Regions from separate parts of the Homo sapiens genome. Here region 2 is linked to region 1. A link is an interaction called in ENCODE POLR2A ChIA-PET data of the cell type or tissue named here. Cell type or tissue: PC-9. All regions are shown on one strand. Links, peaks and the distances in the headings refer to the core of each region. The heading gives the core; the rest is flanking DNA.

Region 1 (5,049 bases), core at 550-4,549:
GGCATATAGCGTCCACACATGCAAAAATACCCCCATGCATGTGTGCACACACACTCACATGGAAGTCTAGATGCAGATAGTGCTTGGTCTCCAGACTGTGCATTTTGGGATGATTTACTATACTTTGCTTTAAGTTGTAGATATTTTTTGAAAATTAATGAGATAGCCAGGTGCAGGGGCTCACGCCTATAATCTCAGTACTTCGGGAGGCTTAGGCGGGTGGATCATGAGGTCAAGAGATTGAGACCATCCTGGCCAACATGGTGAAATCCCGTCTCTACTAAAAATACAAAAATTAGCTGGGCATGGTGGCGTACGCCTGTAGTCCTAGCTACTCGGGTGGCTGAGGCAGAAGAATTGCTTGAACCTGGGAGGCAAAGGTTGCAGTAAGCCAAGATCATGCCACTGCACTCCAGCCTGGTGACAGAGTGAGACTCCATCTCAAAAAAAAAAAAAAAAATTAATGAGAAGATGACATTTTTTGAAATCAAATTTTAAATGCTTTTTAGTTCATTTAAAAGAATTAAAAGTATTAAAGAGGCTGGGGGTGGTGGCTCATGCCTGTAATCCCAGCACTTTGGGAGGCCGAGGCGGGCGGATCACGAGGTCAAGAGATGGAGACCATCCTGGCTAACACAGTGAAACCCCGTCTCTACTAAAAATACAAAAAAAATTATCCGGTCGTGGTGGTGGGTGCCTGTAGTCCTAGCTCCTCAGGAGACTGAGGCAGGAGAATGGCGTGAGCCCAGGAGGCGGAGCTTGCAGTGAGCTGAGATTGCGCCACTGCACTGCAGCCTGGGCGACAGGGCGACATTCTGTCTCAAAAAAAAAAAGTATTAAAGAATCTCAACAGGATGAGTAAGTTGAGGAAATCTGTTATACAAACATGGTGACTATAGTTAATAACAATGTATTGTATACTTACAAATTGCTAAGCCAGTAGTAGCATTAAAAAATGTTCTTACCACCAAAAAAAAAAAAGGTTAATTATGTGAGGTGATGATATATGTTTATTAGCTTGATTTAGTCATTTCGTAGTGTATGAATGTAGCAAAACATAATGTTGTACACCATTTTTATTAGTCAATTAGAAAAACATTGGGGTGGGGGGGTGCTGCTGAGCACAGTAGCTCACACCTTAATCCCAGCACCTTGGGAGTCTGAGACAGGAGGAGCACTTGAGTGCAGGAGTTCAAGACCAGCCTGGGCAACATAGTGAGTCCTAGTCTTTAAAAATAAAATTTTTGGCCAGGCATGGTGGCTGAATGCTTTTTAGCTCATTTAAAAGAATTAAAAGTATTAAAGAGGCTGGGCGTGGTGGTTCATGCCTGTAATCCCAGCACTTTGGGAGGCCGAGGCAGGCGGATCACCTCAGTCGGGAGTTCGATACCAGCCTGGCCAACATGGTGAAACCCCATCTCTACTAAAAATTAGCCAGGCGTGGTGGCTTGTTCCTGTAATCCCAGCTACTTGCGAGGCTGAGGCAGAAGAATTGCTTGAACCTGGGAGACGGAGGTTGCAATGAGCTGAGATCGCCAGCCTGGGTGACAGAGCAAGACTCCGTCTTAAAAAATAAAAATAAAAATGTTTTAAAGAATCTAATAGCAAATGGGGTTTTTTTAATGTAGAACTATTCATATGCAAATGATTGCCTTCTTATTAATTAGGTTAGAGATAGTTTTCAGGAACTCTTTGAGAACCTAATGAATAAATGAAGGTTAGGTTTATTTTACAGCATGAAATGCAAAATGTGAAAGTTGAAGGAGACGTATTTGCTTAGTTTAAAAGAAATATTTTATATCCAGAAATAGATTTGCCTCTGGAAAATTGAACTCCCCATCCCTAAATGTATTTGAACAAAGGTAGAATGAGCATCTGCTAGGGATCTTGTAATAAAAAGGTTGCCATGTTACTCCCACACTTCCTGACAATCACTGAACACTTCATGTGATCATATCTGATTGAAGCCAGCCATAGCAAGGGTTGCGTCTCCTGAGGGAAGATGGGCTAGTTAGCCTTTATGGTCCTTTTAGATCAGTCAGTTTGAATGCTGATGACAAGGTCTTCTCCAAGGGCTATTATATCAAGTAATTTTAACCCTTGTCTTCCCGACTTTTCCAGATTTTGGTTCAGATTTATTCTATATTTTCATTATTCTCTGCATATCTATTCATTGTACAGTATTCTTTGAATTTACTCTTTCTAATGATTCATTTTTGACAGGTGGATTTAACAGACGTTTCTAAGTTTCATAGTGATTATCAGAGGTTAATCTACGTTTATTACTACTGATTAGATGAAACAATGAGTAATAAATGACTCACGTAATGAATACACATCTCCCCAAAGTCAAAGGGAATAAACGTGAAGCACCCTTTAGTTTGTTTTTTCCTCTGTTCTTTTGCAAGGTTATAGTTAACCTACTGATATGTTACAAAATCATCATATTCATCAAATTAACATGATGTTCTGTAGCCTGAATATTAAAAAATAGATAAAATCATGTATAATAAGACTTTGATAAAACTTAATAGATATTGCAATAAAGAACAGTTCTTCATAACTTCTTTTTATGTTACAAACCTATATTTTAATTTGTAGGTAAGAAGGTGTTTTACCCTGTGGTGTTCAGTCTTTACAATCCTGCCATTGTTTATGCCAACCAGGAAGTGCCACCACCTGTGGAGCAGCAGCTGGTGAGACTTTCACATTTTCAGTTATGAAAGACTCTAAAGATCTTTTCTAGATGTTTGTTGTGTAAGTAGAAAACAAAGTTTCAATAAAAAACTGTATTTCCATGAGCAAAGTGTTAAAGAAAAACTATAGTTATTGTAAGCACATTTCCATAGTTCCTCTTTATACCCCCAATAAGATGCTTTTCACATTTATTGCTTCAGAATTAAGTGTAGGGGGAGCAGAGTTTAGGTCATAAAGGAAAACCTCATGTCCCAGAATGTGGAAATTGTACAGTCATTTCTACCAGCTTATTTTTACTAATACTAAAAATTTGATTTTAAAAACCCTACTAACTAGAAATTAAATCTACTCTGCTAAATAAGAGGGAATAGTATACTCTGGTAAATTACCTGGAAAGTCATAGAATATAAATGCCATATATCAAAACTTACAGTTATTGCCAAAGCTAATTTTATGTAAGTTTTTTAAAATTTTTAAATAAACATTATTTTATAATAATTTAGATTTAGAGAAGTTGCAAAGATAGTACAAAGAGTTCCATACTTCACCCAGTTTCCTCTAATGCTAACATCTTATGTAACCATGGTACATTTGTCAAAGTGAAGAAATTAATATTGGTAAGTTACTGCTAAGTACACTAGGATTACACCAGTTTTTCTACTAATGTCCTTTTTCTGTTTCAGAATCGAGTCGAGAATACCAAATTGCTTTTAACATAATCTTTTATTATTAATACTAAGAAAAAGTAGAAATGATTAAGAAGTCACTTTAAGATGTTTAAAAAAATGAAAAATAACTTCAAGGAAAGTAATAAAGGCAGAAGTTAATAAAACAAAAATAGATTGAGAAATATAGAAGCTTATGTTTATGTACAAAAAATTTAATCATAAAGTAGACAGATTTCAGGTAAAAAGGAAAACATTGGAAATTAGAATATGAAAACATTGAGATAAATCAATTTTATAGGGTAAGTTTTCTAAATTATAAATAAATGAAAGATTTGAGAATTTATAAAATATGAACACAGGCTAAGTTCATGTTAGTATTTTATGAATAAAAGAGGTGCAAGTGGGCCGGGCATGGTGGCTCACGCCTGTAATCCCAGCACTTTGGGAGGTCAAGACGGGTGGATCACAAGGTCAGGAGTTCGAGACCAGCATGGCCAATATGGTGAAACCCCGTCTGTATTAAAAATAAAAAAATTAGCCAGGCGTGGTGGCACGAGCCTGTAGTCCCACCTACTCAGGAGGCTGAGGCAAAAGAATCACTTGAACCTGGGAGGCGGAGGTTGCAATGAGCCAATATCACGCCACTGCACTCCAGCCTGGGTGACAGAGTGAGACTCCATCTCAAAAAAACAAAACAAAAAAAAGGTGGAAGCTCTGAAGAAATTAAGAGCCATTTAAAAAACAGTTATCAAAAAGTTACCCTGTAGGTATATAAATACAATGTTTTAATTTATAAGCTTTTCCAGACTCTCAAAGAGCAGGTAATATTAGCACCATATGATGTACTTAACATATTTTATGAGGCCACCATTATCTTCATATCAACACTTGGCATAGTACACACAGACACACACACACACACACACACACACACACACACACGCCTCTACCTTATCTATAGGCCAGTATTATGAATATAAATACAAATAGGTTCAAAATGGCAAACTGAGCACCCACGTCTGCCATATCTGACGGTGAATTATTCTGAAGAAAAGGGTACATTAGTACTGGAAAATGAGAGAAGGTGTTAGCAGCCGTAAGTCTTGAGAACTTTCTGTAAGACGATAGCAGTTAGCGTAAGATTTCTGGAGGAGAGAACAGACTAGAATGTGTTCAAGAGAACAGTGAGTGAAGATGGGGCTGCTTTGCATCCTCTGAGCTCATAGCAGACAGAATGGAGGGAGCCTGGAATAAACATGCTTCTCTAGGTGTGCTGAGAAGCAGGCATCACAGGGATTGACCCTCAGTCTAAGGCAGTGCATGTGGTCCCTGGAGCTGGAGAGGCTGGTCGGGGTGGCTAGGGAGCCCCTAGACTACAAAAGTGAACTACTGTTAGCGCATTCCCCCTGAGACCCTGTTCTAATCTCCTTGACTGTGACTGGAGATAGGCCATTGTAATCAAAGCTAACAGCCATGGACTTCTGAACAATACTTGAAACAAAAGTGAGTAGCAATTAACCAAGACTAACCAAACATTTGAGGAAAAACAATACTATGAAAGAGGCACCAAGTGTTAATACACAGAAAAATTAACACATGAGTATATGAATACAGATAGAAAGTAATTTTAAAATATATCTTTGAGGAGATTAGAGAAAATGTTAAATTCATAAAACAGGATTTG
Region 2 (5,049 bases), core at 408-4,407, 190 kb after region 1:
TTATATTAGCTACTGCTGTGGAGACAACAAATACATGTGGAGCTCTGATTGCATTTGAATCTAGGTTTCAGGTGGCCACAAATTCAATAATTTCTTTAACTTATTTAACAGACAAGCCTCTACAAACTACTGACATTCATGGTCACATTCTATGCCAACAAACACAGAACCAAGACCTTTCCAAATCGTAGTGTCGTGGGATTCTTTCAACTTTAACATTCAGTGCCAGTAAAAACATTCTTTTATTCTACTCCTACCAAGTAAATAAGTGATTCCCCTTATCAGATGCTTAATCTCATCATAACTAACTTATTTTTATAAAGATTTAGATAAAGGAGTTCAGTGGAGAGACATTTATTGGAATGAACCACTGGTTTGAGATAAGAAACCCTTTTCATAAATTATGCCTTAATCTAAAATCTGGGTAAGTATTTTACTTCATTGGCTCAGTTTAACTGGAGGAAATAGCAAAGAGAAATTTATGACTATGGCTTATAAATATTTAAAACCTGTTTCTTCAGAAACAGTGATCAAGGATTACTGAGAAAAAAAAAAAGAAAACCTGTTTCTCTCACTGACTGACTCTGACCTCTGAGAAAGCTGTCTCTCTGCCCCAGCACTCTGCCTCACAGCCTGCTTTATGAATCTTCACTACACCCGTCAGTCAACACTGGGAAGATAACACATCTATTTCTTCCTCCCACTCTAAGCCCACTGTGATATCATCCATTGGAGGCAGGAGCTCTGCGCTGTCCCTTTGCAGCCCCTGGAACTGCAGTGAGCTGTGTGTATTGAGTCAATCCATAAATACCAAGTAATTATATAAATAAAAATTATAGGAGACCCTTGTTTTGGACTAAGCTCCTGCTAGGATCAGCTTAGTCCTAAACAAGGGTCTCCTGGGTGGATCACCTGAGTTCGAGACCAGCCTGACCAACATGGAGAAACCGTTTCTACTAAAAATACAAAAAGAATTAGCCAGGCGTGGTGGCACATGCCTGTAATCCCAGCTACTCAGGAGGCTGAGGCAGGAGAATCGCTTGAACCCGGGAGGCAGAGGTTGCACTCCAGCCTGGGCAACAAAAGCAAAACTTGAAACTCTGCCTCAAAAAAAAAAAAAGAAAAAGAAAAAGAAACAAACAAAAAAAAAACACAGGGGTCTCCTATAATTTTTATCTAACATAACTTTCAAAGCATTTTCATTCTAATACAATTACTCCAAAACAGAGTCACCTCTGGCCTTCCATCAGGAGAGAGATAACAGTCCAACTTCCCAAACAGGCCAGCTTCAGTGGCATGATAATGAAGTTCCCTCTGCCTTTAATCCTTACAACAAAAAGGGACCCGAGGTTAGTCAATCAGTTCTTTTTTCTATTGTTCTGTCTCATTCTTGCCTTAGGAGGAAAGCAACCTTAAAACGACCAATTCACTTTTTCTTTTTTGTTTCTGCTTTCTTTAGCCATTTTGGTCTATAAAACCAACCTCCTCTGCTCAGTTCCCTGGAACATTTATTCCATTTTATGAAAGGAAGTGTTGCCTTATTTGAGAATCACAAAGCCAACTAAGAATTTTTAAATGGGCCAGGCACAGTGGCTCACTCCTGTAATCCCAGCACTTTGGGAGACCAAGGCGGGTGGATCACCTGAGGTCGGGAGTTCAAGGCCAGCCTGACAAATATGGAGAAATCCCGTCTTTACTAAAAATACAAAATTAGCCAGGCGTGGTGGCACATGCCTGTCATCCCAGCTACTCAGGAGGCTGAGGCAGGAGAATAGCTTAAACCCAGGAGGCGGAGGTTGCAGTGAGCCGAGATCACATCACTGCACTCCAGCCTCAGCAACAAGAGCGAAACTCCTTCTCAAAAAAAAAAAAAAAAAAAAAAAAAGGAGCCAGGCACAGTGGCTGATGCCTGTAATCCCAGCACTTTGGGAGGCTGAGGCAGGTGGCCCAGTCTCCACTAAAAATACCAAAATTAACCGGGCATAGTCACACACAAACCCTGTTGGCTAGGCTGGTCTTGCACTCCTGACCTCAAGTAATCTGGGCCAACACTGTAACTGCCCAAGGGGTTCACCTTGCCCACTGCGTAGACAGAGCCAATTCATCAAGACAAGGAACTGCAATAGAGAAAAAGTAATTCATGCAAAGCCAGCTGTGTGGGTGGCTGGAGTTTTATCATTACTCAAATCAGTCTCCCTGAGCATTCGGGGATCAGAGTTTTTAAGGATAACTTGGTGGGTAGAGGGGGAGCCAGTGAGCCAGGAGTGCTGATTGGTCAGAGATGAAATCATAGGGAGTAGAAGCTGTCTTCTAGCACTGAGTCAGTTCCTGGGTGTGGAACACAATGTCAGACAAGCCAGTTTATTGATCTGGGTGGTGCCAGCTGATCCACAAGTGCAGGTCTGTAAAATATCTCAAGCACTGATCTTAGCAGCAGTTTAGGGAGGGTCAGAATCTTGTAGCCTCCAGCTGCATGACTCCTAAACCATTATTTCTAATTCTGTGGCTAATGTTAGCCTAGTCCCCAGGCAAGAAGGAAGTCTGCTTTGAGAAAGGGCTGTTACCATCTTTGTTTAAACTATAAACGGCAAGCAATCCTGGCGAGGTGGCTCACCTCCCAGCACTTTAGGGGGCAGGTGGATTACCTGAGGTCATGAGTTTGAGACCAGCCTGACCAACATGGTGAAACCCCCGTCTCTACTAAAAATACAAAAAAATTAGCTGGGTGTGGTGGTGGGCGCCTGTAATCCCATCTACTCCGGAAGTTAAGGCAGGAGAATCCCTTGAGCCCAGGAGGCAGAGGTTGTGGTGAGCTGAGATCTCACCTAGGTCCTGCCACTGAACTCCAGCCTGGGCAAAAGAACGAAACTTCATCTCAATAAATAAATAAATAAACAAACAAACTACAAACTAAGTTTTTCCCAAAGTTAGTTCAGCCCACATCCAGGAATGAACAAAGGCAGCTTGGCAGTTAGAAGCAAGAAGTAGTCGGTTAAGTTAGATCTCTTTCACTGTCTCAGTCATAATTTTGCCTAGGCAGTTTCAACATGGTGAAACCCCATCTCTACTAAAAATGCAAAAATTAGGCTGGGCACAGTGGCTTACACCTGTAATCCCAGCACTTTGGGAGGCCGAGGACCAAAGTGGATCACCTGAGGTCAGGAGTTCAAGACCAGCCTGGCCAACATGGTGAGACCCCCTCTCTACTAAAAATACAAATTAGCCTGGCATGATGGCAGGCGCCAGTAATCCCAGCTACTCGGGAGGCTGAGGTGGGAGAACTGATTGAACCCAGGAGGTGGAGGTTGCAGTGAGTCGAGATCGCACCATTGCACTCCAGCCTGGGCGACTAAGCAAAACTCCATCTCAAAAAAAAATTAGCTGGCTGGGTGCGGTGGCTCATGCCTGTAATCCCAGCACTCTGGGAGGCTGAGGCGGGCGGATCACGAGATCAGGACATCAAGACCATCCAGGCTAACACAGTGAAACCCAACACAAAAACAAAATCAGCCGGGCGTGGTGGTAGGTGCCTGTAGTCCCAGCTACTCAGGAGGCTGAGGCAGGAGAATGGCGTGAACCTGGGAGGCGGAGGTTGCAGTGAGCCGAGATTGTGCCACTGCACTCCAGCCTGGGCGACAGAGCGAGACTCCGTCTCAAAAAAAAAAAAAAAAAAAAAAATTAGCTGGGCGTGGTGGTACATACCTGTAGTCCCAGCTACTCAGGAGACTAAGGTGGGAGGATGAGTTCCAAAGGCAGAAGTTGCAGTGAGCTGAGACTGCACCACTGTACTCCAGCCTGGGTGACAGAGTGAGATTCTGTATTAAAAAAAGAAAATGGGGCCAGGTGCGGTGGCTCATGCCTGTAATTCCAGCATTTTGGGAGGCCGAGGCAGGAGATCCACCTGAGGTCAGGAGTTCGAGACCAGCCTGACCAACATGGAGAAACCCCATCTCTACTAAAAATACACAATTAGCCGGGCATGGTGGCTCACGCCTGTAATCTCAGCACTTTGGGAGGCCGAGACGGGTGGATCACGAGGTCAGGAGATCGAGACCATGGTGAAACCCCGTCTCTCCTAAAAATACAAAAACTTAGCCGGGCACAGTGGCGGGCGCCTGTAGTCCCAGCTACTCGGGAGGCTGAGGCAGGAGAATCGCTTGAACCGGGAGGCGGAGGTTGTGGTTGCGGTGAGCCGAGATAACGCCCTTGCACTCCAGCCTGGGCAACTGAGCAAAACTCCGTCTCAAAAAAGAAAAAAAGAAAGAAAATGGGCCCACCGCAGTGGTTCATGCCTGTAATCCCAGCACTTTGGGAGGCTAAGGCTGGCCGAGCACTTGAGGTCAGGAGTTCAAGACCAGCAGCCTGGCCAACACAGTGAAACCCCATCTCTACTAAAAATACAAAAATTAGCCAGGCGTGGTGGTGGACTCCTGTAATTCCAAGATAAGGGAGGCTGAGGCAGGATAATCACTTGAACCTAGGAAGAAGAGTTTACACTGAACTGAGATCGTGCCACTGTACTCCAGCCTGGGCAACACAGCAAGACTCTGTTTCAAAAAAAAAAAAATAATGCTTGGGACCAGAGATATTTCTGATTGTGGAATTTTTTGGATTTTGGAATATTTGCATATACATAATGAGATATCTTGGGAATGGGACCCACGTCTAAATAATTTATGTTTCATATATACCTTATACACATAGCCTGAAGATGATTTTATATATTTCTTTTTTTTTTTTTTTTTTTTTGAGACGGAGACTCCTTCTGTCGCCCAGGAGGAGTGCAGTGGCGCAATCTCGGCTTACTGCAAGCTCCACCTCCCGGGTTCACGCTGATCTCCTGCTTCAGCCTCCCGAGTAGCTGGGACTACAGGGGCCCACCACCATGCCCGGCTAATTTTGTTTTTGCATTTTTAGTAGAGACGGGGTTTCACCGTGTTAGCTAGGATGGTCTCGATTTCCTGACCTCGTGATCTGCCCTCCTCGGCCTCCCAAAGTGCTGGGATTATAGGTGTGAGCCACCGCATCCAGCAGATCTTATATATTTCA

Evidence for each region. ChIA-PET counts read pairs that join two places held together with the same protein. Peaks named below come from ENCODE experiments on the same cell type or tissue, not always from the same donor. Only the 100,000 strongest peaks of a DNase experiment are listed, where the experiment ranks them.
Region 2: POLR2A ChIA-PET joins it to region 1 with 7 read pairs; 2 of 35 experiments call an interaction of 5 or more read pairs at or near these places.

What each region holds. Positions count from the first base shown.
Region 1 is chr10:43,164,403-43,169,451 of GRCh38, forward strand. It overlaps CSGALNACT2 (chondroitin sulfate N-acetylgalactosaminyltransferase 2), which reads left to right. Exons shown (of 8, transcript NM_018590.5): 6 at 2,602-2,696. Among named protein-coding and RNA genes, the nearest start is that of CSGALNACT2, 28 kb to the left of the region's middle. In PC-9, for the core only: no CTCF peak of the experiment used is centred there; DNase peaks (open chromatin) are centred at 2,359 and 2,669.
Region 2 is chr10:43,353,775-43,358,823 of GRCh38, forward strand. No RefSeq gene overlaps it. Among named protein-coding and RNA genes, the nearest start is that of FXYD4, 15 kb to the right of the region's middle. RefSeq lists an enhancer at 1,769-2,476. In PC-9, for the core only: a CTCF peak has its summit at 2,165; DNase peaks (open chromatin) are centred at 447 and 2,377; H3K27ac peaks cover 2,858 bases.